Regions from separate parts of the Mus musculus genome. Here regions 1, 3, 4 and 5 are each linked to region 2. The links are chromatin loops, found by intact Hi-C in ENCODE. Cell type or tissue: heart. All regions are shown on one strand.

The links. Hi-C counts contacts between places; a loop is a spot of excess contacts. Peaks named below come from ENCODE experiments on the same cell type or tissue, not always from the same donor. Only the 100,000 strongest peaks of a DNase experiment are listed, where the experiment ranks them.
Region 1: it touches region 2 in a loop (2.3-fold over the local background); 8 of 42 quality-filtered maps call a loop at or near these places.
Region 3: it touches region 2 in a loop (5-fold over the local background); 5 of 42 quality-filtered maps call a loop at or near these places.
Region 4: it touches region 2 in a loop (2.3-fold over the local background); 10 of 42 quality-filtered maps call a loop at or near these places.
Region 5: it touches region 2 in a loop (5-fold over the local background); 8 of 42 quality-filtered maps call a loop at or near these places.

What each region holds. Positions count from the first base shown.
Region 1 is chr7:27,447,127-27,452,126 of GRCm38, reverse strand. It overlaps Blvrb (biliverdin reductase B (flavin reductase (NADPH))), which reads right to left and starts at 4,149. Exons shown (of 5, transcript NM_144923.3): 1 at 3,931-4,149. The coding sequence starts at 4,009. It also overlaps a transcript of Sptbn4 not described here. In heart, CTCF peaks have their summits at 2,658 (motif pointing right) and 4,510; DNase peaks (open chromatin) are centred at 2,646, 3,296, 4,246 and 4,976; H3K4me3 peaks cover 3,193 bases; H3K27ac peaks cover 1,722 bases.
Region 2 is chr7:27,523,766-27,528,765 of GRCm38, reverse strand. It overlaps Hipk4 (homeodomain interacting protein kinase 4), which reads right to left. Exons shown (of 4, transcript NM_001033315.2): 1 at 4,785-5,000; 2 at 114-470. Among named protein-coding and RNA genes, the nearest start is that of Hipk4, 3.0 kb to the right of the region's middle. In heart, a CTCF peak has its summit at 2,117 (motif pointing right); a DNase peak (open chromatin) is centred at 2,115; H3K27ac peaks cover 788 bases.
Region 3 is chr7:27,406,591-27,411,590 of GRCm38, reverse strand. Sptbn4 (spectrin beta, non-erythrocytic 4) reads left to right here. Exons shown (of 36, transcript NM_032610.2): 14 at 2,415-3,348; 15 at 4,343-4,480. Among named protein-coding and RNA genes, the nearest start is that of Sptbn4, 37 kb to the left of the region's middle. In heart, CTCF peaks have their summits at 2,603 (motif pointing left) and 4,902 (motif pointing right); a DNase peak (open chromatin) is centred at 2,610; H3K4me3 peaks cover 1,354 bases; H3K27me3 peaks cover 4,427 bases.
Region 4 is chr7:27,435,170-27,440,169 of GRCm38, reverse strand. All of the region lies in intron 2 of Sptbn4 (spectrin beta, non-erythrocytic 4), which reads left to right. Among named protein-coding and RNA genes, the nearest start is that of Sptbn4, 8.9 kb to the left of the region's middle. In heart, a CTCF peak has its summit at 2,441 (motif pointing left); no DNase peak of the experiment used is centred here; H3K27me3 peaks cover 1,344 bases.
Region 5 is chr7:27,472,619-27,477,618 of GRCm38, reverse strand. It overlaps Sertad3 (SERTA domain containing 3), which reads right to left and starts at 3,779. Exons shown (of 2, transcript NM_133210.2): 1 at 3,748-3,779; 2 at 255-1,479. The coding sequence starts at 1,476. The coding sequence ends at 883. In heart, a CTCF peak has its summit at 2,727; DNase peaks (open chromatin) are centred at 2,908, 3,928, 4,238, 4,828 and 2 weaker places; H3K4me3 peaks cover 2,831 bases; H3K27ac peaks cover 3,098 bases.

The DNA of each region.
Region 1 (5,000 bases), 77 kb after region 2:
TGGCCACCAGGCACAAGAGTGATTCACAGACAGTACATACATAAAAAAGGATAGAAAATAAAATAAAATAAAATAAAATAAAATGAAGCAAGATGCACACGCAGCTAGTAGCTACCAAACAGCACACATTTAGATCTTATCCTTCCTGAAAGACAACTTCTGTGAGATAATTAAAATACGGGCTTTTATCCTTTTCATTTATCTTCATTACTTATTAACTAGTTTACATTTATTTTACCGTGTGCGCAGGAGTCAGTTGTCTCTTTCTACCCATGTGGGTCCTGGGGATTGAACTCAGGCCATGAGGCTTGGCAGCAAGCGCCTTTACCCACTAAACCACCTTGCTGGCCCTAAAATATGTGGTGACTTTTTTCTTTAACAATATCATTTGTTACTAACATTTTGTTCATGTTTCTTGTATTTATTTATTTGTCAGAGTGTCACACTGTAGCCCACACGATCACCGAATTCACAATGTAGCTCAGGCTGGCCTTAAACCCTGTGCTGTTCCTGCTGTCTACCTCCTAACTGCAGGTGTCAAACATCTGGTCAGGCTTTCTGTTAAGCTTTTATTTTTAAGTAATCTCAGCTATAGAGAAGTTGCAAGATTCTCTAGACCTGCTTCCTCTTTTTACTTATATACATAGTATATGATATGCAGAACTTATATATTTGCATAGAAAATTCACACATGTACAAATCTGTCTGTCTTTCTGTTTCTCTTCCTATTTGAGAATAAGTTGCAAAATTCATTCACTTTTAAGGTTTTTCTTTTCCTTCCTTCCTTTTTTATTTTTGGAGGCAAAGTATTACACAAAACAGGCTGGCCTTGAACTATGTTTTCCAGAACTGGCTGTGAACCTTAAAAAGAGAGTGTGAACCTTCCACTCTCTGAGTCTTGGGAGTATAGGATTTTCTCATCATTTCTCCAGCTCTTTCAAGAATTAATAAAATAAAATAAAATAAAATAAAATCTTAACACTCAATACAAAATTTCACTGCCTGACCAGTACACATAAATTCATATGTCAATCCAACATCTGGCATTCTGTAACCTTATCCTGGCAGGAATGCAGATGATAATCAGACTGCTTGAAACAGTGGACCCCCCACTCCAAAAGTGCAACTTTCCCAAATGCCTCATGATGGCAGGAGAAGGAGGCCGGGGCCCTGTGCCAACCAGAAGAGGAAGAGATTTCATGGCTCTGACAACTTGTCAGAGCACCTTGGAGGACACAGGGTTCAACAAGATGATGGCTGTGATGACCACACCATTAACGAGAGGGATTGCGCATGCGTGGGTACCTCTTGCCTTCTATTTAAACTTGTAGCTTTCATCAAGACCTTGAAGGCTGGGTCTGGGTAGCAGAGGAGCTTCCCGACATGCTTACATTAAATTCATCTCCTTTTTCTACTTTCACTATTAGTTTTTCTCACTAATTGACCTGCTGAGGACACGTGGTCAGACCTGGCTGCCAGGGCCTAGGCTCAGATTCTAGCGACTCCCGCAGCAGCAACTTGATACATTTTGATCGTTTGTGACCAATTTAAAGCAGTCCAGCACTCACACTGAGCCCTAGTTTGAAAAGTCCTAGATTGTAACAATTTTACAAAGTGGCCATTCTTATCATACCAAGAAAGGGAAACTGAGGCAGGTTCTGGTAACTAGCCTTGGGCACACAGTGGGTAGAGAAAACCAGAGCTACATTTAAGACTGGGCTATAATCTTTATATCTGAGTTCAGTTGGCTGAGGAGTATAAGCACCCACTGGGCATGAGCCTTGGTTCTAAGCACTTTCTGCATTGTAAGTCATTTCATCAGAGTCTCAAGGCAACCCCTGTTTTTGTTGTTGTTTTGTTTTTGAGACAGGGTTTCTCTGTGTAGCCCTGGCTGTCCTAGAACTTACTCTGTAGACCAGGCTGTCCTCGATCTCACATAGATTCACCTGCCTCTGCCTCCCAAGTGCTGGGATTAAACACTTGCACCACCACCACCACCCAGCTAGCAACCTCTGTTTATCTGTTACTCTTATTTGTGTGTGTGCATGTATGGAAGTCAGAGGTCAAGTTCTTCTGAGTTGGTTCTCTCTTTCTGGGGATTTAACTCAGGTTGTCAGGTACCTTTACCCACTGACCTATCTGTCTAGCCCGCAACCATTGCTTCAATATTGGTCTTCTTTTCTCTTTTCTTTATTTATTTTACAGATATTTAGGTCTTTGACTGTAGATGACACAGTATTTGGTCACATCACTGTGGTATGTGGTAGACCTGGCTGTTTAAATACACAGGATGAACCCAGAGTCTGTTTGTTAGACCCTTGGTCCTACAAAATGACATTGAGGGACTAAAACCCAAGCCCTTCCTAGCTACTTGTTTTCCTTGACTGTGCAGTTTCTTGGGCACGCTAGGCCGCTAGGCCGTGGGGCCTACTGAGCCACGCCCCCCTCAAGCCTCTTCTCACAGGTGGATCCCAGGCAGGCGTTTCATCTCTGAGAGCTATATCCCCTAATCCCTTCCTGCCTTTTTTTTTTTTTTTTTCCTTTTTCTTTTCTTTTTTTTTTCCTCTTCCTGTTTCTGACAGGTTTTTCTGAGCCACAGGGAGAAAAAGGCCAGGCCTCCCGGAAATCCTTCGTGTAGTTCCGACTGTGACCAGCAGGGAGAGCCATCAGTAAACAGTGGTATTGGGGATTAAGGTATTTAACAGGATACTCCACAAATTCATGGTGACACAGCATTTGTCAACTTCTCTCTTCCTTTCCCTGTTCCTCCCTAGAAATGATTTATCAGCAGCTTGCTTTTGTTTTGTTGTTTTGACATAGGGTCTAAGGTTGCCCACGATGGCCTTGAACTTGCTGCGCAGCCAAGGATAGGTTTGATCTCCTGAGTCTCCTACCTCTGCCTCTCCAGGGGTGGGGGAAATTACAGGTCTACACCACCACAGCCAGCCTGTAGTTTGTTTTCTCTGGGAGGCCCAGGGCGCTCTCCTTTGCCACGAATTAAGGCCCTCATTAAGTCCCTGGGGGAAAGGATAGCCCATGGGGGGCGGGGGGATGGAACTTCTAGAAAAAGCCTCACCCAAAGCAGGAGCTGTGCTGGGAACCAGCAGGGACTGGGCTCTTTGTGGCCTCCACCCTTTTGGGGCACTCTGATAGTCAATATCTTAAGAATCGCCAAGGCTAGCAAGGGTGTGGCTCTTTATCTGGAACTTTCACGTCTGGTCCAGAGTTAACTTCTAGACTGAGGAGCCAGGGGATGATGGGGGATCCTGCGCCCTCCCCTCGGGAGGCCCCAAAGCTCAATGTCCTTCCCAGGACTTCAGTTCTTGGACTGCCCCTCTCTTATAGGGTGATCACCTCCATTCTCTTTGAAGTAAGTTGCTGCCTAACCTTTTCGATTTTCTGTTCCAGTGACCAAACTATGAGCCTGCAGACAGTTTTTTAGTGCTTAAGACCACGGACCGGAGTTCAAATCCCGACACAGCCATGTACCAGCAAGTCCTCTCCGCCTCAGTTTTCTTATGTGTCAAGTGGGGTAACACACTAGTTCCCATTCCAAATGAGGGTCACCAGAATTTTAACACGTGTAAGGAGATGGCCCGGCTGGCTGGATGCCAAGCTAGTCCTGGCTCAGAAAACCCTTTCTGGGTGTGCTAACTAGGACCACCACCACAGTTACGACATTTCATAAGAACCCCTGGTTTGCATAGAACTGTCAGAGGAGTCCTCCAGGTTCCCACAGTTAATTCCTTTACGCCTTGAACCCACATAACGCTGAATGTCAGAGTCCTCCATTTGTGCCCCCGTGACCACTTGCTGGCCCACAGGCTGGGGCACACACCGCCCCGTGTGGTCTCCGCCCGGCCCCCAGGACGACTTTTCCCAAAACTCCGCCCGGTGTTCATGACTTCCCCCACCCGCCCCGGCTCCTGCCTGCTTGCACCGCCTGCGCCAGTGTGGTGAGCCCGGTCCTGCCGGTGGCACCGAAGATCGCGATCTTCTTGACAGTCATGCTGCGGGGTCCAGGGCCGGAAAAGCTGAGAACTCCGAGGACGCGCGGGAACACAGTGGCTGCGAGGAGGCGCGCTGCGGGTCCTCCTCGACCCAGAAGGAGGGGGCGGGACCAGACAAGGTTCCAGCCTCCGCCTCACCCTCCTAATTTGGGTTCAAAGGGCGGGACCGAGGCGACCACGCCTCCCGCTGGAAAGAGCATGAGTAGGCGGAGGAGTCAAATTGCATTTCCAGAGCCCCTTCTCCGATAGGCGCTTAGACGTAGAAGCCACGCCCCTTCTAGGGAAGGGAGTGGGCGGTGCTAGAGCAGTTTGTCACTTAGCGCTCTGCCTACTAGAGACAGCCACCCTTAGTGGGCGGGGCTGAGCGGGGCGGGGCCGGCCGGGGCGTTACGCCCACCGTGCTCTCTTTGCTCACGCCCCCTTACAGACAGGCTCTGAGATGGTACTTCCCTCTACCAAAGCGTCCTCCCAACAAGCAAGAGGGGTGTGTGGGGTGATTTTGTGCCTGTGTGACCCTCAGTGACCACAAGGGACAGCATGGTTGTGGGCGACACCCGGTTTCATTCCTTGTGTTGCAATGTGAGTTGTGTATAGAGATCATTAATGTTATTTGGCGTCCATGGGGGTGATACTGTGAGGGGTACTCAGCCTGTGTGATATGGTAAGCTGTAATGGAGTGTGATACTTTCGGATTGGGAAGGTTTGGGACACCACATGGGTGCGTGATATGATCCCATTTATGTGTGACTGTGTGTGACATCAACTGAGATTCCTTTTGTGTCTTGTTGAGGCTCTGATGTATGGGTGTGTAGCAACACAGGGTGTGTCATCTTTTGTGCCTAGGCAACTGGTGTGACATTTTAAGCGTGTAAGACTATGCGATTGTGAACTTTGTGTTGTGTGAGCGTAGATACTCTGTGACACCTTGGAGGTGTGTGACATGCCTGACTGTATGTGCTATTGGTGGTGGTGGCTGTATGTGAGTGTGTC
Region 2 (5,000 bases):
ACTCAGGCTCCACATTTCACCTAGACCCTCAGTCCAGCCAAAGAGACATGGCGATATAGTATCGTCCCCACCCCCCAGCACAGGCTGTCTTCACCCTGCATGCTCCCCCATACCTTGGTCTCAGCTAGGTAGTCAGCAGAGGACTTCAGCTGCCAGGGGTTGGTGGCATCGGGGTGGGGGTTACGCTTGAAGAAGTGGTGAGCCTTGCGAGCCGCATGCAGCAAATGGGGCTTGGGTAAGCCCTGGGTCTCACAGATGTAGCGCACCTGGTCATACTCATTGTTGCCTGGGTAGAGAGGCCAGCCCAGATGTAGCTCGGCCATGACACAGCCCAGAGACCACACGTCCACCTTCTCACAGAAGGGCAGCCCCAGCAGGATCTCTGGGGCCCTGTAGAAGCGGGACTGGATGTAAGGCTCCTTCACATAGCGTACCTCACTGAATATGCTGGCCGAGCCAAAGTCGATCACCTATGGAGGACAGAGGGGATGGAGCACAGGGCAGCTGGGTTGGTGGAGTGGTAGAGATGACAGGATAGGCCCCTCCTGGGACTCATCCCTGTGTATCTCCTGTGTCTGCCTAGCTCTTGTACCTTCTACACTTCCTTTCTTATGAATGACCCTGCCTCTGTCCTCTAGCTATTGCTTCTGTGTCAGGTGTCAGGTCTGGCTCTGTCTGATTCTCTGCTTGAACTTGTGCCTATAATAGTTGGGACCCTCCCCCTGCTGTAGTGCATAGTAGGCAAGTATTCACCCATATCCTCTGTCCTTTTTGTTGGTTAGTTTTGAGACAGGGTCTCATATAGCCCAGGCTGGCTTCAACCTGGTTATGTAGCCAAGGATGTCCTTGAATTCCTGTTCTTTCACCCAGCTCCCAGCTATGATTTTAACATCATTTCACATACTATATATATATTTCCCTGAGGGGGGGTGTTGTGTGTGTTGGAGGTGTTATAGGCATATGTGGGTGTCATCACCCATGTGTGCATGTATAAGGCCAAAGGTCCTCTATCTTCCTCTACCGCTGTAACCTTATTTTGTGAGGCAAGGTCTCTTAGTGAACCTGAAACTCACAACTTTGGCAAGATAGCCGGGCCACTGAGCCCTCAGGATCTTCTTGTCTTCCCTTACATCCCCTCAGCCCTGGGATTATAAAGTCAAGCCCAGCTTTTATGGGGTCCCTGGGGATCTGAATTTAGGCTCTTCTGCTTGTGTGCAGCAAGCACTTAACCCGCTAGGCCTGAGAGATGGCTCAGTGGTAAAGAGCACTGGCTGCTCTTGCAGGGAATCCAGGTTTGGCTCCCAGCACCCACATGGCAGCTCACACCTGTCTGGAACTCTAGTTCCAGGGGGAATCCAAAGCCCTCTGACCTCTTGGAACACCATACATCCATACATTTGCACTCACATATAAAAAGAAAATAAATGAAAAAAAAAATAGAACTCCAGTCCCATGACAACAAGAGCTTTGTATTTTATTCAAGGCTGTGTCTCTGGAGGCCTGGAACTAGTAGGCATTTTACACCAATCAGTATTGTCCTCCCTTTGATTTGTGTGTCTGTCTTCCATGGTCCTAGAGATTGAACTTCAGGCAGGGTCATTCATAAGAGAGGAAATGTAGAAGGTACAATAATCTGGGATTATAGGCATGTTTCACCAGGTCTGGCTCCCTTCTCATATATATATGTATGTATATGTATGTGTGTGTGTGTGTGTATGTGTGTGTATTTGTTTTTCAAGACAGGGTTTCTCTGTGTAACCCTGGTGGTCCTTAAACTCACTCTGTAGACCAGGATGGCCTAGAACTCAGAAATCCACCTCTACCTGTACCTCCCAAGTGCTGATATTAAAAGCATGTGCTGCCACCACCCAGTGGCTCTGTCTCTCTCTCTCTCTTTCTCTCTCTCTCTCCCACTGCCTCTTCAGCTAATCCTCATCTCCCAGTGTCTCTGTCTTTGTTTCTGTGTCATGGACTGGAAAGGTACCATCCTAAAACCAAGTCCTCTAAGATCTTTACCGTCAGACACTGACAACACCCCGAAGGCCTTCAGCTTGTAATTACCAAGCTTCTTGGTAATCCATGGGCCATGGGTAGGCGCCTGCCTTTCCTCTCGCCACCAGGTGGCGCTCTTCCAGTCTCACTGTGAATTCCTGTGACTCAGGGCAGGCTGCAGCTTCCCTGCGTTTATTTATTCATTTATTTATCCATTTAGTCACCTCTTACCTCCATGCACACAAGGCCAATCATGAAATAGTTATTAGTCTGGACTCAACGCCCCCTAGGACTTCAGTGACACTGAGAGTTGAGCCAGTGTATGTGGAGTCCCTTCATTCTGAAAGCACTTGAAGGGTGCCAGCGACCCCCAGGTGCTGTGTGAGCCCTGTTAGGTCTACAGAGCTCTCTTCCTCTCGGCTCACTGTCCTTCCATCCAACAGGGCAGAAATACCCATCTCTTCCTGTCTCTGTGTCTCTAACATTCAGTGGGGCACGGGGAGAGGCACAGTATAGGCAGCTTTGGTCCAGCCCTGCCCTTGGGTGCTGCTGCCAGCCCAGTCATCACCAGTGCCTTGCTGACAGATAAGCAGGCAGAGGAGTCTGAGCTCTGATGGAGGAGGCACAAGAGGGGTGTCTGAGTAGGTTGATGAGGCCCAGACAGAGGCTCAGCAGAAGTGGGATCTAGGGGGAACAAGGGACAGCTTAGGTGCCCACCCAGGGTCAGGAACAGGAACAGAGGCTAGAACCACCTTGCATTTGTCTAGATCCGCAGGCTCTGGCTCAACTTGAGCCCACTCAGCCTCTCTCACATCTTTTCTTTAAAGATGAGGTCTCAGGTAGTGCAAGACAGACCTTGAAAGTGCAAGCTGACCTTGAACTTGTTTAACAGCCAAGGATGACCTTGAATTTTTAATCCTCCTGCCTCCACTTGTGCAGTGCTGGAAATATAGGAGGCTGCCACAATGCCCAGCTGCCCCTCACACTTTTTCATTTTTAAACTGAATTTAGTGGGGGGAGGGATATGCAAATGCAGTGGTATATGTGTAGAGGTCAGAGGACAACTTCCAGAGTCAGGAAGTCAGTTCTCTGCTCCCACCATATGGGTTCTGGCTACTGGACTCAAGTCCTTAGGCTTGGCAGCAAGCACCTGAACTGGCTGAGCCATCTTGCTGGCCCTTCTTTTTCTAAATGTATGTGTAGATGTTTGTATGCGTGTGCACATGTGTGTCATCACACATGCATCGCATGTCTTCTATCGCTCTCTAACTTTTATATATGAGATAAGATCCCTCCCCTCCTGGAACACCGAGCCTGCTGATTGGCTAGACTGGCTGGCCATCAAGCTCTAGGAATCCTCCTGTCTCTACCTCCCCTACACTGATATTACAGGTGTGCTGCCACAGCCGTCTTTTCATGGGGATGGTAGGGGTCTGCACTGAGGTTTCCATGCTTGTTCAGCGGGGACATTACTATCTGAGCATCTCCCCAGCCCCTCTCCCTCACACTGTGAAACCCATCAATCAATTCTAATTCTGTTGTCTCTAGCTCTAAAATCTGCCCGGAATCCACGAATGCCCCAGTTACATCTTTTACCTGGGACTCCTCTTGGATCACCCCATCTGCTTTCTTGGTCCTACTTCCCCCCAAGATGAGCCCCTAAGTCAGAGCCCATCCTGCTGCTCTGAATTCGTCTGCAAGCCTAGCGTGTTGGTGTGTAACTTTGAGCCCATTGTTTGGGAGGCAGAGGCAGGAGGATCTGCCATGAGTTTGAAGCCTGCCTCGTCTACATAGTAAGTTCAAGGCCAGCCAGGGATACATTGTGAAACCATGGAGGGAGATATACATACCAAAACAAAACCAATCTTGACTGTGCCTATGAGGATTTGTGCAACCCCACCCCTACCTCCTTGGTGTCCTTTTCTCCCTCTTTGCTCCCCATCATTTGTGCTTCAACTGCACAGAACTCCCCTGTGTGTTGCTAGAATACTTAGACATGCTCCTACCTCGAGCCTTTGTGCTGGCTCCTCCTTCATCCTGGAAACTCATCCCTTCTCCATGGCCTTCTCTTCCCCTCAAGACCACCTGAAGTGTGACCTCCCTGTCTACCACTTCCCATGTCTGAGCAGTTCCCAGCCTCTCTCTCCTGTTTTCTCTGGTCTCACATCCACAACACGCTTTACTTCTTACCCTGCTACCATCTCCCCCACTAGAATGCCAGACCCACGAGGCCCAGACCTGAGCCAGAAGAAGTAAGCCAAATGGGCAGGGTTGGGCGGACTCAGGACCTAGAGGGGAGGCACAGAAGACCTCCAGTCTTCGATAGAAAGGACCTCAGAGTTGAGATGGAGAAGCCAGGTAAGATGGTGAATGCCTGTAATCCCGGTACTTGAGAAGGGAAACCCACTCAAATTCCAGACCAGCCTGGACTCCCTGAGATCCTGTCTTCAAAAAACAAAACACAACAAAGCGAGCTGGCTGTGGTGACTTACGTGACTACTAGCACTTAGGTCGTGGAGGCAGGGAGGGCAGATAGGCCATGAGCTCAAGTCGTCCTCAGCTACACAGTGAGTTCAAGGCCAGCCTGTGCCACATCGACTCTGTCTCGAAAACAAAACAAAACAAAGCAAGAATTGGGATGGGATACAGAAGACAGCCAGAGAGCAGCAAGGAGGGGCAGCTTGGGGTTCAGGGACACCCGGAGCTGCGTCACGGAACTGACTAGGGAGACCCATGTGTTAGCAGAGCATCCAAGAACTAAGCAAAGCCATTTCCCAGGCAGCCTCACTCACCTTGACCCTGAAGGGGCAGCGCGTCTGGTCTACCAACATAATGTTTTCAGGCTTGAGGTCAGCGTGGATGATGGCCAGTTCCTTGAGCCGGGCCAGCGCTCTTAGTACCTGCAGTGTGACCGTGCGGATGTGCCTGGCAGGAAGGGGTGCGAAGTTGTTCTCTTTCTGGAACTCAAAGAGGTTTTGCTCCAAAAGCTCGAAGACCAGGTAGAACTT
Region 3 (5,000 bases), 120 kb after region 2:
ACTGTGGTTTGCACACCCACCATGTTTTGGTTGGTACCCAGAGATGCTTAGGAGTTGGCTTGGTTTTGTTCTACTACACTGTTGGCACGAATGGTCTTATCTGATGGCGTTTCTTGAGCTGTCTGATGCTGGTCAGCTGGTCCTGAATGCTGGAAGCCTTTTCTTTTTTCTTTTTGATGAGAAAACTGAAGCTCAGACCACAGAGCTTGCAAGATGACAAGGGAATTTCTCATTCTTCTTGGGACTATGCTACCTCCTAGAGTAAATTTGGGCTGGGGATGAGGCTAAGTAGGTAGATTCTAGCCTACGATGTGGGAAGCTCTGGATTCAGTCCTTTGTATCAGCACAAACATTGTGTTGGTGACCAACTGACTGTAAAACTTGCAGCTGGAAGATAAATTCAGGAGGCAGGCATTTAAGGTCATCTTTGGCTAAACAGAGCTCAATGTATTTGGAGGTTCTTGACGATCTATCTCAAGAAAAGAGGGAAAAGGAAAGGGGAAGGGGAAGGGAAGGAAAGAAGAAAGATAGAGTGAGCATCCACTGAGGTTTCATTAGGCTGCATTTCTTCCTTGCTGCTGGGGTGCCTGGCCACCAACAGGCTCAGGGAAGGCGAAACAGAGTCTAAGACAGAGTTCCTAGCCCATGTTTCTCCAGGTGAGAAACAGAGGGGGCTGGGACAGAGGCTGTGGTTCTTAAATTCCTGTGTACCCAGACACCGCTGGGGACCCGAGAGGAGTTGGATACAGGAGCCCACAGGCCCTCAGTGAGCCTAGGACAGAGTGGGATCTCCAATCGAGCCCCATAGTACAGAGGAGCTGGAAGAGAGGCCTACAGGAGATTTAGGCGAGGCTCTGTATGACAAAGGCCTCTGTCCCTCCCTCCTCCCCCTCCCCCGCAGGCCATCCTTGGTGAAGAAGACGGTCCTTGTTGTCCAAACTATTTTATTCATGCTAGATGAGGATGCATACATCTTACTCAGGGTGGATCAGACATTAAATACCTTTTGCAAGAAGGGATGCCCAGGAAGGGGAGCTCATTGGCTAAACACTCAGGGCCTATCTAGCTACCTCATTAGCATGGAGAATTCTAGGTTTTTATGATAGGTGACTGATTGTAATGGGCCTCTTAGTGGGGTGTCTTGGTCACATGCTCCAGGACAGGAACCTTGTTAGGAGTTCATTCTAATACCTACCATTCCCAATGATGAGATTTACCAGTTCCTCTGTCTGGTGGCATGGTTCCACTTGCCCCACACCCACACTCTTTCTATTGCCTTAGGGATGACTGTCCAGGAGGCCTCTACTGTCCTTTTCTTGTGACGACACCCCTGAGATGACCAGTAGCACTAAGGATACAACCAAGAGGCCAGTGTGGACTGTGTTGTCATGGTGATGATGTACTACTAGTCCATCACATGATTTCTTGATAGACCCTTTTCAGTGCTGGGGATTGGACCTAGGGCTTTGGTCACACTAAGCATGTGGTCTACTGATTAGCTGGCCCCCAGTTGCTCACAGGTAGCCCCTGAGCTAATACTCTAAGGCTGAGCTTGCCTTCTTTTTTTTTTTTTACTTATTTTGTAAAGCTCACTAAGTTGCTCAGGCTAGCCTTGAACTCACTCTGTAATCCAGGCAATTTCCTGAATCGCGGGGCCACTTGGCTTGGTTTTAAAGTTATTTTTAAAGATTGATTTTAGTGTGTGTGTGTGTGTGTGTGTGTGTGTGTGTGTGCACCTGTGTGAGAAAGGATGCCTGTGGAGGCCAGAATAGGTACTGAATACCATATAGCTGGAGTTACAGTCAGTAGTGAGTCAGCACATGGGTGCTGGGAACCCAACTCAGGTCCTTTGGAAGAGCAGCAAGGGCTCTTAACAGCTAAGCCACCGTTCCAGCCCCCCTTTATTGTTTTAGACAGAGTCTCACTATGAAGTCCAGGCTGGCCTTAAACTTGGGATCCTGCTGCCTCCACCTCCCAAACTCCGGGATTACAGGTGTGTGGTACTGACTATATTAGCTCCATCAAAGAGAGGTTGACTGGGATCTGCTAAATCAATTTCACAGTTATGTACATACGAACTAGGGACCTAGGTGAAAATCGTAAAATTTGAGGAATAAAGTTTATGGGACAGACCTGCCTTTAATCCCAGTATTTGGGAGACAAATCACCCTCGTTCATTGGGCTCTGCCCTCTGTGGAATGGTGTGGAAATGTGATAATGAAGGAGATAGCCTGAACCTGCCCACAGGGAACAGTTAACCCAGGTAGTGGTGTTCCATGGAAGGAAGGCTGAGGTAGATGGTGAGGTGGCGAGAATCCAGGAAAGCTTGCTCTAAGCTTGGGATGTCTGGGAAGCCTAATGAAAGGATGGCATGGGCTGGCATCTCTTCCTACCTTTTCCTTCCCCTGCCCCAGGCTATCAGCCCTGCGACCCTCAGGTCATTTGCAACCGTGTGAACCACGTGCATGGCTGTCTGTCGGAGCTGCAGGAGCAGGCAGCACGGCGGCGCGCAGAGCTGGAAGCTTCTCGGAGCCTGTGGGCGCTGCTGCAGGAGCTGGAGGAGGCGGAGAGTTGGGCGCGGGACAAGGAGCGCCTCCTAGAGGCCACGAGCGGCAGTGGTGGCGCGGCGGGCACGGCGGGCGGCGCGCACGACCTGTCCAGCACCGCTCGCCTGCTGGCGCAGCATAAGATCCTGCAGGGCGAGCTGGGCGGCCGGCGGGCGCTGCTGCAGCAGGCGCTGCGACGCGGGGAGGAGTTGGCTGCGGCGGGCGGCTCCGTGGGCCCGGGCGCCGAGCCTTTGCATTTGGCTGGCCTGGCGGAGCGCGCGGCTAGCGCTCGGCGCCGCTGGCAGCGGCTGGAAGAGGCGGCTGCGCGCCGGGAACGGCGGCTGCAGGAGGCGCGGGCGCTGCACCAATTTGGCGCCGACCTGGACGGGCTGCTGGACTGGCTTCGTGACGCGTATCGTCTAGCAGCCGCTGGAGATTTTGGTCACGACGAAGCGTCCAGCCGTCGCCTGGCGCGCCAGCACCGCGCTCTCACCGGGGAGGTGGAAGCGCACCGTGGCCCTGTGGGTGGCCTGAGGCGCCAGCTGGCGACACTGGGAGGAGCCAGTGGCGCAGGGCCGCTGGTGGTGGCTCTGCAGGTGCGCGTGGTGGAAGCCGAACAGTTGTTCGCCGAGGTGACCGAGGTGGCCGCGCTGCGACGACAGTGGCTTCGGGACGCGCTCGCCGTGTACCGCATGTTCGGCGAGGTACATGCCTGCGAGTTGTGGATCGGGGAGAAAGAGCAGTGGCTGCTGGCCATGCGTGTGCCCGATTCCCTCGACGACGTTGAGGTGGTGCAGCATCGGTGAGCGCACCCGGGGAAGCCCCCAGGGCCCCTTGCTCACCCACCCAACCTCACATGCTTTGGCTCGCCAGTTCTCATGGGGGCAATCCCAGATTTATCCGTCACTCCGGGCTTCATCAGCTTCATACTTTGGACCTCGATTTGCCCATGTGTCAAATGGGGGTAGACATCATAGCCTATGCCTCAAGCTTATGGTGAACAGGAAATGAGTTCACAGATGTGTCACCTAGCAAATACTTGCCCAGTACAGTACCTCCCAAAGCCATTTCCTGCCAGTACGCGGTTTATATTCACAGAACACATATGGATCCACTTAAAGTTTTCTACAGGCTCCTCCACACATGGGACTCCCATTAAGACAGATGTCATCTCTCTAGACAGTGAGGTGGCTCCCGCCCTGGAGCACGCCTTTAGTCTCACCACAGGCAGGCAGGTCTATGTGAATTTGAGGGCAACTTGGTTTACATAGTGACTTGCAAGACAGCCAGGGTTATACAGTGAGACCTTGTCTCAAAAATAAAAAATAAATAAAAATAAATCAAGAATCCTGGCCTGACATTTATATAGAGGGCAGGGTGGAGCATTGGACAATCGGACGTTACAGCAACCCATAGAAAAACTGGAGCCTGTGCTGGTCAGGGTTGCATGCCCTTCTGAGTTCAAGGTCATCCTCAGCTACTTGGAGAGTTTGAGGTCAGCCTTGGGCTACATGTGCTACCCTGCTTCATCACCAGCAGCAGCAAAGCCAAACCAAACCAAAAGCAAAACAGACACAAAACAAAGAAAACAAACAACTCCCTCCCAAAAATCCAGACACAGACACAAAACAAACCCCCCCCCCCCCGCAAATCCAACAACAAAAGAGTAGGAAAGAAAGAGAGAAAAATTCCTGCGAAGGAACTTGAGAAATGTCATAAAGACCTACAACTAAAGAAGTGAGCTGGCTCTTGAGAGCCCAGACCTCTGACTTCTACACCCTCTTCCTCTTCTGCAGATTTGAAAGTCTTGACCAGGAAATGAACAGCCTGATGGGCCGAGTCCTGGATGTGAACCAAACAGTTCAGGAGTTGGTAGAAGGAGGTCATCCCAGCTCCGATGAGGTGCGCTCCTGTCAGGACCATCTCAACAGCAGGTAGGTGGGTCCTGGGGCAGGAAGTTCCTCCTGCTAGCACCTTCTCTATCCATGCACTGTGAAAGCCAGAGGTGTGTGATATCAACCCTTCCGAGGTGTTGATGGGCACTTTGTAGATCAGGAAAATCTTTTTTTTTTGAAAGATTTCTTTCTTTCTTTATTCCTTTTGTTTGTTTGTTTTGGTTTTTGTTTTTTCTCTGTATAGCCCTGGCTGTCCTGGAACTCACTCTATAGACCAGGCTGGCCTCGAACTCAGAAATCCACCTGCCTCTGCTTCCCAAGTGCTGGGATTAAAGGTCTGCACCACCACTGCCCGACTGAAAGATATTTTTATTGTATTTTTAGCATGTGTGTGCGTGTATGTACACATATGTATGTGCATGTGTACACATGTGCATTTGGATGTAGTACCTGTATAGTCCAGAAGAGGGTGTAAAATTCCATGGACTAGCAGTTACAGGTGGTTGTAAGCTACCCAATGTGGGCGCATGGGATGGAACTAGGGTCTTTTGTGAGAGCA
Region 4 (5,000 bases), 89 kb after region 2:
TTTCTCCTTGACTCTGGGCTAGTCTTTTTTTCTGAGCTAGTCTTGAAGCCAAAAACTCTAGTCCTCCTTTTGTTTCTGGTCATCTCAGAGCTGGGGTCACAGGCCTGGATGGGATGCCTGGCTCGTTATATGTACATGCTGGCATCCAAACTTCAGGTCCTGATGTTGTATAAGCGAATCGTCTTAACCACTGAGCCATCTCTCCAGCCATTGTTTTCTGCTTGTTTTGCACTGTGTGCGCGCGTGAGGTACACGCGTAGGTGTTCTTGCCATGGCATGCATGGCATGTGGAAGTCAGAAGACAACTCTGTTGAGTCGGTCTGTCCTTCCACTTTTAACTGGATCTCAGGGATTGAACTTAGGTCACCAGACTTGCACAAGCAACAAGCAACTGCCTTTACCCACTGAGCTATCTCACTAGCGCTGTTTCCTTTCCTTGCTTACTTTTTAAAAAAATTAATTAATTATTATTATTACTACGAATACAAGATCTCATTTATATCCCACATCAGCCTCCTGAGTACTGGGATTGCAGATGTGTGTCACCACATGCCTAATGACAGTGTCTCGCTTTGTGGTTTAAGCTGGTGTCAAACTCTCAGTGTTTCTGCTCAGCTTCCCGACTACTAGGATGACAGACATTGATCACTGTGCCTGGCGCCCTGCACTCCCGTATGTCTGTGGCTTATCCACTCAGTATGAAGCATGTGAGTTTCAGCCACCATGCCCTGTACCTACAGCCCCTTTCCTTGCCATCTAATATTCCACAGTGTAGACATACCACAGCCTAGCTATTGCTATGCTTTTGAGCTGCTTCACGTTGGGACTGTTGCAGATGGGGATCCTGTCAGCTTCTAGCACAGATTTTGGGTGGGGCACACACATTTCTGGGTTCACAGTGAAGCTGTGGTGAAGTTTGTGGCAGGAGCACGTGAGGCAGGGAATCCTTATATCTTGATAGATCAGAAACAGATAGAGTAGGTAAGAGCTAGTTAACCTTCCACTCCACACATAACGACCTCTTTATACTAGCCTGATCCCGCAGCCTTCAAAAGAGGACCATTAGAAACAACAAGGAAACAAACAAACAAAACAACAAACAAACAACAACAACAACAACAAAAGGGAAGGAAGCTGGGCAGTGGTGGCGCATACCTTTAATCCCAGCACTTGGGAGGCAGAGGCAGGTGGATTTCTGAGTTCGAGGCCAGCCTGGTCTACAAAGTGAGTTCCAGGACAGTCAGGGCTATACAGAGAAACCCTGTCTCGAAAAAACCCAAAAAACCAAAACCAAATAAAAGGAAGGAAGGAAAGGAAAAAAGTTCACTAACTGGGAACCACGTGTTAAAAAGCTAGGAGATGTTTCCGAATTAAGCTATAGCAGTGTCTATCTGATTTAATGGAAATGGTCCATTTTCTTTCTTTCTTTTTTTAAAAAAGATTTATTTATTATTATACATGAGTACACTGTAGTTGTCTTCAGATACACCAGTAGAGGGTATCATATCTCATTATGGGTGGTTGTGAGCCACCATGTGGTTGCTGGGATTTGAACTCGGGACCTTCGGAAGAGCAGTCAGTGTTCTTACCCGCTGAGCCATCTCTCCAGCCCAATGGTCCATTTTCTTTGTTGTTGTTGGTTTTTTTTTCTTTTTAAAACCATTTTTCCATCCCCATCAGGACTGTGTGAAAGATTAGAGGCAGGCCTGTGTCTACACCTCAGCACTCTCAGCACGTGGATAATGGAGGCAGGAGATCAAGGTCATCTTTGGCTACTTAGTTTGAGGATAGCCTGGTCCACACAAGACCCTGTCTGAACAAAACATTGATCTGCAGGTGGGGGCCAGAGGTTGACATTACAAGTCCAACTTGCTCTTGGTGTCTTTTTTTTTTTTTTTTTTTTGGAGATAGCATCTCTCAATGATCCTGGAGCTTTTCAGTTTGGCTAGACTGGCTGGCCGGCAAGCCCTGTAGACCAGGCTGGCCTTGAACTCAGAGAGCTCCTTGCCTCTGCCTCACGAATAAGGGCCTAACTTTTAAACATAGGTTCTGATGCACCAAATTCAGGTCTTTGTGCATGTGTGTGCACGTGTGTGGAGGCAAACACTTTCAGACTGCCCTCCCTCTCAAACCCTTTAGCATAGATTTCAAGCATGGGGATGTAAGGGCTGAGAGATGCTAGGGGAAGAGTAGGATAAGGTCTGGTAGACCAGGCCTGGAATTCCATCCATTGGGAAACTGAGGCAGAAGGATCAGGAATTCAAGGCCACCCTTGGCTCCATAGCAAGTTTAGGGCAGTCCTGAGCTATAGGAGACGCTGTGTTACAAATGGGCTGGAGAGATGGCTCAGCTGTTTAGCGCATTTTAAGCTTTTGTAGAGGACTCATGTTCACCTCCCATCACACTGTAACTCTAGGTTCAGGGAATCTGGTGCCCTCTGCTGGTCTCTGCAGGCATCAGGCACGCATGCAGTGCACTTAACACAGGTAAAACAGTCACATAAAAAGAAATAGATATAAAAAAGAAGAGGAAAGTTGGAGCGGTGGTGCACGTCTTTAAGCCCAGCACTTGGGAGGTGGAAGCAGGCAGATCTGTAAGTTTGAGGCCAGCTGGTCTACAAAGAGAGTTCCGGGATCTCAAAAACAAAATGATACAAGAGGAAAACAAACAAAACAGGTTGGATGTGGTGGTACATGCTGCTCATCACACCAACAGGGAGGCAGAGGCAGAGGCAGAGGCAGAGGCAGAGGCAGAGGCAGAGGCAGAGGCAGAGGCAGAGGCAGAGGCAGAGGCAGAGGCAGAGATCTAAGATCCTCTTTCAAACAAACAAATAAAGAAACAAACAAAAATACAAACACAAAGTCAAACAACAACAACAGAGTGAGAAGAAAAACAAATCTTTGATGAGGGAGTAGTAGTACAGGCGAACGGTAACAGCACTCGGGAAGTTAAGGTCAGAGCCCAGGAAGCTCAAACCTCCCCTGGGTAGCAAAATTAGTTCAAAGTCAATCTGCACAACTTATTGTGATTGTTTCAAAACAAAAAGTAAAAAGATGGCTGGGGTGTAGCTCAGTAGTGCACCTGCTTAAAATACCCCAGTGAGGGGCTGGGGGCATGGCTCAGTGGTAGAGCGGCCCATGGCTTTCTAGCTTGTAGGAGTTGGGGAAGGATTGGGAAAGCCAAGATACAACTTCCTTTTTTTTCTTTTTCTTTTAGGCTTTTAGTTATGAAATACAATTCTCTGGAACTTAAAACGATGGAACAAACAGGGAGTGATCAGTCACTGTATTTATAATGAGCACAGGGCACTTGGGAAACAGGGCAAGAGAATTCCTTGACTTGAAGGGCAGTATCAGTCTCAGAGTGAGACCTTGTCTCAGAAAACCAAACACAGGGATGGAGAAGTGGTTCGGTGGTTAAGAGCCTCGGTTGTCCATTCCGAGGGCCTGGGTTTGATTCTCAACATTCATATGACAGCTCACAACAGTCTATAACTCCAGTTCCATGGGACCTATCCCCTCTTTTGATCTCTGAAGGCACCAGATATGCACATGGCACACATACATACATATAGCCAAAGCAGTTGTATACATAAAATTGAAAAATAATTAATATTAAAATTAAATATGCAGATTTCTGCATAGTTAATGTATTACTCAGGACCTCTATGCCCTCACTGTATTTGATGCTTCTCTTTCTTGATGTCCATGATCCAGAATATCAAGTGGAAATTTCCAGAAATAATAATTATATTATAGTATACATTTTATTAGATCACATTATTTTTCTGTTCCACTTAATTAATTTATATTGTTTTGTTTGTTTGCTTGTTTTGAGACAGTCTCCCTCCATATCCCTGACTGTCATGGAACTTGCTCTGTAGATCAGGCTGGTCTCTAAGTCATAGAGATCCTCCTGCCTCTGCCTGCCAAGAGCTGGGATTAAAGGCCACTGTTTTTTGTTTGGTAGAGCGAGGCTGAGACTACCTTTCACAGCCAAGTCTGGACTTGAACTTCTAACCCTTTTCCCTCTGCATCCCACATTGAAGTACAGGTATAGACCATCACACCAGCCTGCAAATTCAAATTTTAAAGCCTTTTAGTTTTAAGCTAGGCAAGTGGTCCATGCTTGTGATCCTGGTCTGGAAAGACTGAGGCAGAAGGATGGTGAGTTCAAGGCCAGCCCATGCTATAAAGTAAGAATCGATGTCAACAAGTGAATAAATCAATATACTTTAAGATATTTAAAGCATAGCTCAGATGATAAGATTCCACATGAAGAAAAGGAAAAGCATCCAGGCGCAGTGTTCATGCTTCTCGTCATTCCTGGGTTTGAGAGGTGTGAGGAGGGAGAGTTTAAGGCCAGCCTCAAAGCAAGTTCAAAGTCAGCCTGGAGTACATGTGACAAAAAGTTAAAAAAAATAAGAAAGAAAGAAAGAAAGAAAGAAAGAAAGAAAGAAAGAAAGAAAGAAAGAAAAAAGGAAGGAAGGAAAGAAGAAAGAAAGAAAGAAAGAAAGAAAGAAAGAAAGAAAGAAAGAAAGAAGACTATAAAGTCAAAGAGATGGCTTAGTGGTCGGGTGTGTGATGTAAACCCGAGTTCAACTTCTAGGATTCAAATCTCACTTCGTGGAGAAAAAGTTCTGACTCCCACAGATTGTCTATGAGTCCTCCACACAGGCAGTTTGTGGCACACGTGTCCCAGCACTCATGGTCCCCTCCTCCCCACCCCCTAAAAAAAGGAAGAAAGAAGGAATGGAGGGAAGGGACAAGGAGAGGGGTGGGGAAATGTTTTGTGGGTAACGGTGCTTGCTACAAAAGCCACATGACCTGATTTTGGTCTTCAGACACACAGTGGAAGGAACTTGTCCTCTAATCCATAGTATATGATCCATTCAATAAAAAAATATGTTTAAAAATACTTAAAATAAGGAGGGAGATAGTTAGCTAGAATCATATTACACATGTGCATACATGCACGCACCCATACACATGCATGCATGC
Region 5 (5,000 bases), 51 kb after region 2:
TTGTTTTTGTGTTTTTGAGACAGGGTTTCTCTGTGCAGTCCTGGCTGTCCTGGAACTCACTCTGTAGACCAGGCTGGCCTGGAACTCAGAAATCCAACTGCCTCTGCCTCCCAAGTGCCTGGATTAAAGGCATGCGCCACCACCGCCCGGCTGCTCTACTTTTGTTAAGGAAAGGATGTTAAGTATTGGAGAAACTTAGCAGGCTCTTCCCCAGATCACCCCAGAGATGTTTACAGATTTAATTACAATTCCAATATTTCCAAAATGCTTTTATTAGAAAAAAACAAAAACAAAAAAACAAGAACAACAACAACAACAACAAATTTCACTCAAAAAATCCCCCCAAACCAACCAACCAACCAACCAACCAACAAACATACGCCTCTGCAAACCCTACCTCCTCTTTCCTCTTAAGTAGCACAGCATGGAGCTGGTAGACTTCTGCCCTATTGCACATGGTCCGGCCTGGTTATGAATCAGGAGGCTGCTGGTACTGGGGTCCTGCCAAGAGGTTGAGTCTGTCCGGAGACCAGCCCCTCCATCACCCCTTGACAGGTCCAGTTTTATCTTCCCTGAGACCCTAGTGGTCATAAGGACAGTGGGAACTGGAGGCAGAAGAAATGTGTAAGCGAGGAATCTAGACTCCCTGAAATAGAGTCTCCTTAAGGCATTCGGAAGAGATAAATTAATTGAGGAAGACGCACCTTCACGGAAGGCTGTGGCAACCAGACACGCACACATGCAGGACAGTTTGTGGAATCCTGACATAGGAGGAAAGGAGGCCACACAGTCTCTGTCTAGCGCCTCCGCCACGCACACATACAAGAGTCCCATCTAAGGCCCAGCGCACTGAGGCTGACGCCCGGAAGAATCCCATCAGCTTTAGGATCCCAGGATGATTTCCATGATGTGGTCCAGTTCATTCCACTCCCAGGATCCTGGGCTACAGAAGAGGCTGTGCGGCGGCTCCGGGGGTGGAAGTGCAACGTCCTTTTCCACCGCAGATGTATCAATGTCCAGAAAGAAGTCATCCAGGCCAGAGTCTCCCAGGTACCTTGAGCTCAGAGCTTCTAAGAATACAGGATCAGCCTGGGACACGATCTCATTCTGGGGACTCGAGGAAGCTGCTGGATTCAGAGGCGGCTCCATCTCATCCATGGATGTATCTAGCTCCCTGAGGATGGAACCGATGGTGGTAGATAGGGAGAAATCTTCTTCACCTAGGAAGAGAGGTTCCGGGGGCAGGGCTGGTGCTGGAGCGAGGCGAATGGCAGCCTGGAGCTGCTGGAGTGTGTTGTGGATAAGGACGTGCCTGCGGAGGCTGGGTGCTCTGGGGCCCAGGCTGCGCTGGACTTTGTCCAGAGAGATTCGGAGCAGGGCTTGCTGGTAGCTCCGAAGAGCTGTTGGACTCCAGTCCCACTTCTCCTCTTCCTCCTCCTCTTCCAAATCAGAATGTTTCCTCTTTAAGCCTCCCATGTCCTGTGAAAAAAGAGTGGAGTCAGATACCTTGGGACCTTACTTCTTCAAGCAAGCCTGTGTAGCTATGGGAAGCTTTTGTGTGTGTGTGTGTGTGTGTGTGTATGTGTGTGTGTATCAGAACCTCCATTTAAAGTGCACAGAGAATCCCACAAGGCTAAGAATGGGTAAATTAATGCATGCAATGTGATTGAGAGAACAAGATGCAGATAGGATTGCTGGGACTGGTAAGTGAGTGTGAGGAGGGGTGCACAGGACACAGAGTGGGAGCAGGTAGTAGTGAGGGTGGAGAGACTCCTGTAGCTGTCACCTCCTCTGTATTAAGGAGGCAGTGAGTTCAGATGTTCAAGGTCACCCTCAGCTAGGCAGTGTCTCAAAAATAAAAGGAGCTGGAAAAATTGCTGAGTGGTTACGAGCACTGTCTGTTCTTCTAGAGGATCCAAGTTCGATCCCCAGAACCTGCATGGATGGCTCAGGACTGCCTAAAACTCCACTTTTAGAGGATCCATGGCTTCTTCTGGCCTCCTTTGCCACCAGGCACACAAGTAGTGCCCAGACAAGCATGCAGGCAAAACATCCATACACATAAAATTTAAAATAGGAAAATGAACAGAAAAAAAAATTGCAGATGGTGTCCTATGCCATTAATTTCAGCACCCATCCAGGAGGCAGAAGCAGGTAGAGTTTAATATGGTCAGACAAACCTGTCTCAGAAAAACAAAAAAGCCCTAAAACAAATCACCAAAACATCCGGGCATGGCTTGAGTATCACTTGTCTGTGGTAGGCACAACGTTGAATTTACATTATGGTAATCAATTTTAACATTTGGAAAGTGAAAATCCTAACTCTGGTCTCAATAGATCTTGTTATTGTTTTCCCACAATACTTTTTTCCTAACAGGTCACAGGACAAACAGGTATGGAGCACAGAGTAATGGACCAAACCCAAACTTGAGACAGGGTTTCTCTGTATTGCTCTGGAACTCCCTATGTGGATCAGGCTGTGTCTCGAACTCATATCGTACCGCCTCTTCCTCCCTGAAGGCTGGGATTAAATGTGTGTGAGACGAGGCTTAGCTGGGACGTGTGTGTTTAAATTCTTTTTTTTTTCTCCTTTTTTAACAAGAATATTTCTGTCCGTACCTGCTTCCTACAATTGAGTCTATGACCTCTCAAAAGAGAGGGAGTATTTCCCAAACTCCGACCCAAAGGAAAGCCAGCTAGAGCGAAACTAACCACAAACTGCACCCTCTAGCGACCAGTCCAACCCAATCATCTCTTTTTATAGGCACCACCCTTCCCTGGGTCGCTAGACCAGACCCAAGAACACCTCAATGTATCCTCAGGGCCTTCTGGGAACTGTGGACCCAAAGGCTCCAGGCAGAGCTTCGGCTGTCGCGTTGGAACTACAATCCCCAGAAGGCCCAGCACACCCAAGAGACTGGACACGCCCGCCCTCTCTGAGAGCATGCGTACGGGAGCTCCGGCTGGTGGGGGAAGGGAACCCGGACTTCAGCTGCCCAGCGGCCGCCGAGCCCCGCCCTCTACTGCCTTCGGGGCGGTGAATCCGAGCTCCACGCCCCGAGCGCCCCTCCCCCACCAGGCTTCAGTCAGAAACCTGTTTTCTCTGGGTCCCTATCACCCCAGGAAGTTCTGGATTCTTCCCCAAACTGTCCTCGGTGTGCAGAGGTCCAAATCCCATCACATCGCCCAAAGACGACAAATAACTCTCGGGTACATAGTTCCGCCGGCGAAACTGGATATCCCAATTCTGAGACCTCGTCCCAAATCTCCCCTCATTCGGCTCCACTTTCAAATGACTCTGGCTTTCCAAATACCCAGTCCGGCTCCGAGACCCAGTCAGTGAACTCTTCCCCGGCATTCCCTTCTCACGACGGCGTCTCAGAATCCAATACTCGGTTCCTCTAGTTCCCGGGTTCCTCTAAATGCTTCATATCCTAGCCTTAAAACGCTCACTTTGTCCAGAACACCGTGGAACTCCAAACTCAGCCTATTCTTCGAGACTCAAACTGTCCTACACTCTCCTCCAAAGTTCTTTCTCCGTTTTCCTGGCTTCTCCAAACTCCAACTCCTGAGTAATCCTGCTCCCCCTTCGGTGCTGATGCTGGAATTCAGCCTTCCACCCTCCAATGTCCATCAATCACACCAATCTGCTCTCCACTCGGGATACCCCGCTTCCGCCTACCGTGGGGGCGCGCCCCCGTCCTCCTCTAACTCCAGGGAAATCTCACACAGGCGGCCACTCCTCACCTCGGCTGCCAGGGTCGCCACGACTACCTCCGACAAGCCTGCAGGGTTGGGTTCCACCAGTGCTGGGTAGAAGTCCGGCTCACTTTCCCCGGGCCTCTGGGTCTGGCTGGGGGCCACTCGGCTCCTCCCCGGAGGCCAGTCGCAAGCCAGGATTGGTTGGAATCCTGCCCGCCGCGGGGCGCCATTGGCTAAGAGGAGCCACGGATGCTAGGCCCCGTCCATCACTGGGCCGGGTCCGGTTTAGGTTGGCTACTGGTCAGGGGGCGGAGCGGAGTCTCCACGGTGGAGTCTGGTAACGCCGTCAGAACTGCTACTTTGGACCCAGCTGTGTTTCTCACTCCTCTGTTTCACTGCAGACCCCTTATACCAGACCCCACTGAAGAGTGACACCGGGTGACACCATTCTCCCCTCCCTGCGGTTTTGCAGGCTTGGGGCAGATGGTGGAGGCCACGCCCCCCGGAGTTCCGAAGGCTGGGTCAAACCGGAGGGCGGGGGGGGGGATGACGCACTAGACAGCAGCCAATAGCATGATGCGGCTTGCGTTGCCTGAACGACCGCAGCCCCGCCCCTTAGCTGGCGGAGCTCTGCTTCCCCACCCCCAACCCGTCTTGTAGGAGGAGTCTATGCTTAACCTAGAGGGGTCTGCTGCTTGTTTGGGGGAACCTCCTGGATCCCAGGCAACGCTTTCGTTTTCCGCATTTGTCTGCCTGTTGCTGTTTACTCTTAAAGACTGCTCACAACTCTGGGAACAAACTCAAACTTATTATTATTATTATTATTTTTAGTTTTGGGGATTTAACATTTGAGCATTTTGAACAAACACCGTAGAACTGAGCTAAGATTTAAAATTTTGTGTGTGTGTGTGTGTGTGTGTTTAATTTTGTGATATGGTTTCGTAGTGAAGGGTTAGCTTGCTCTTCACTATTTGGTCTCTGGTACCCTCCTTCCTGTTTTCTAGGACTCACTTTCGGATTCTTTTTGTTTTAGGCAGTCTCGTGAAGCAGGACTCCAGTGTAGACAAGGGCCTTGAAATTCTAATCATGCTTGGCTTCCATATTGCTAGTCCTGGAGCTGCAGGTGTGTCCCTAAAGAAAATTCCTTTTGCTTAGTTTTTGTGGTGTTGGGCACGGAACACCGAGGTGGTGCTAGCCAAAGTACTCTTATCACTGAGCTACATCCCCAGCCACTTTTTTGTTTGTTTTCTGAGACAGCGTTTTGCTGTGTAGCCTAAGCTATTCTGGAATCTTTCATC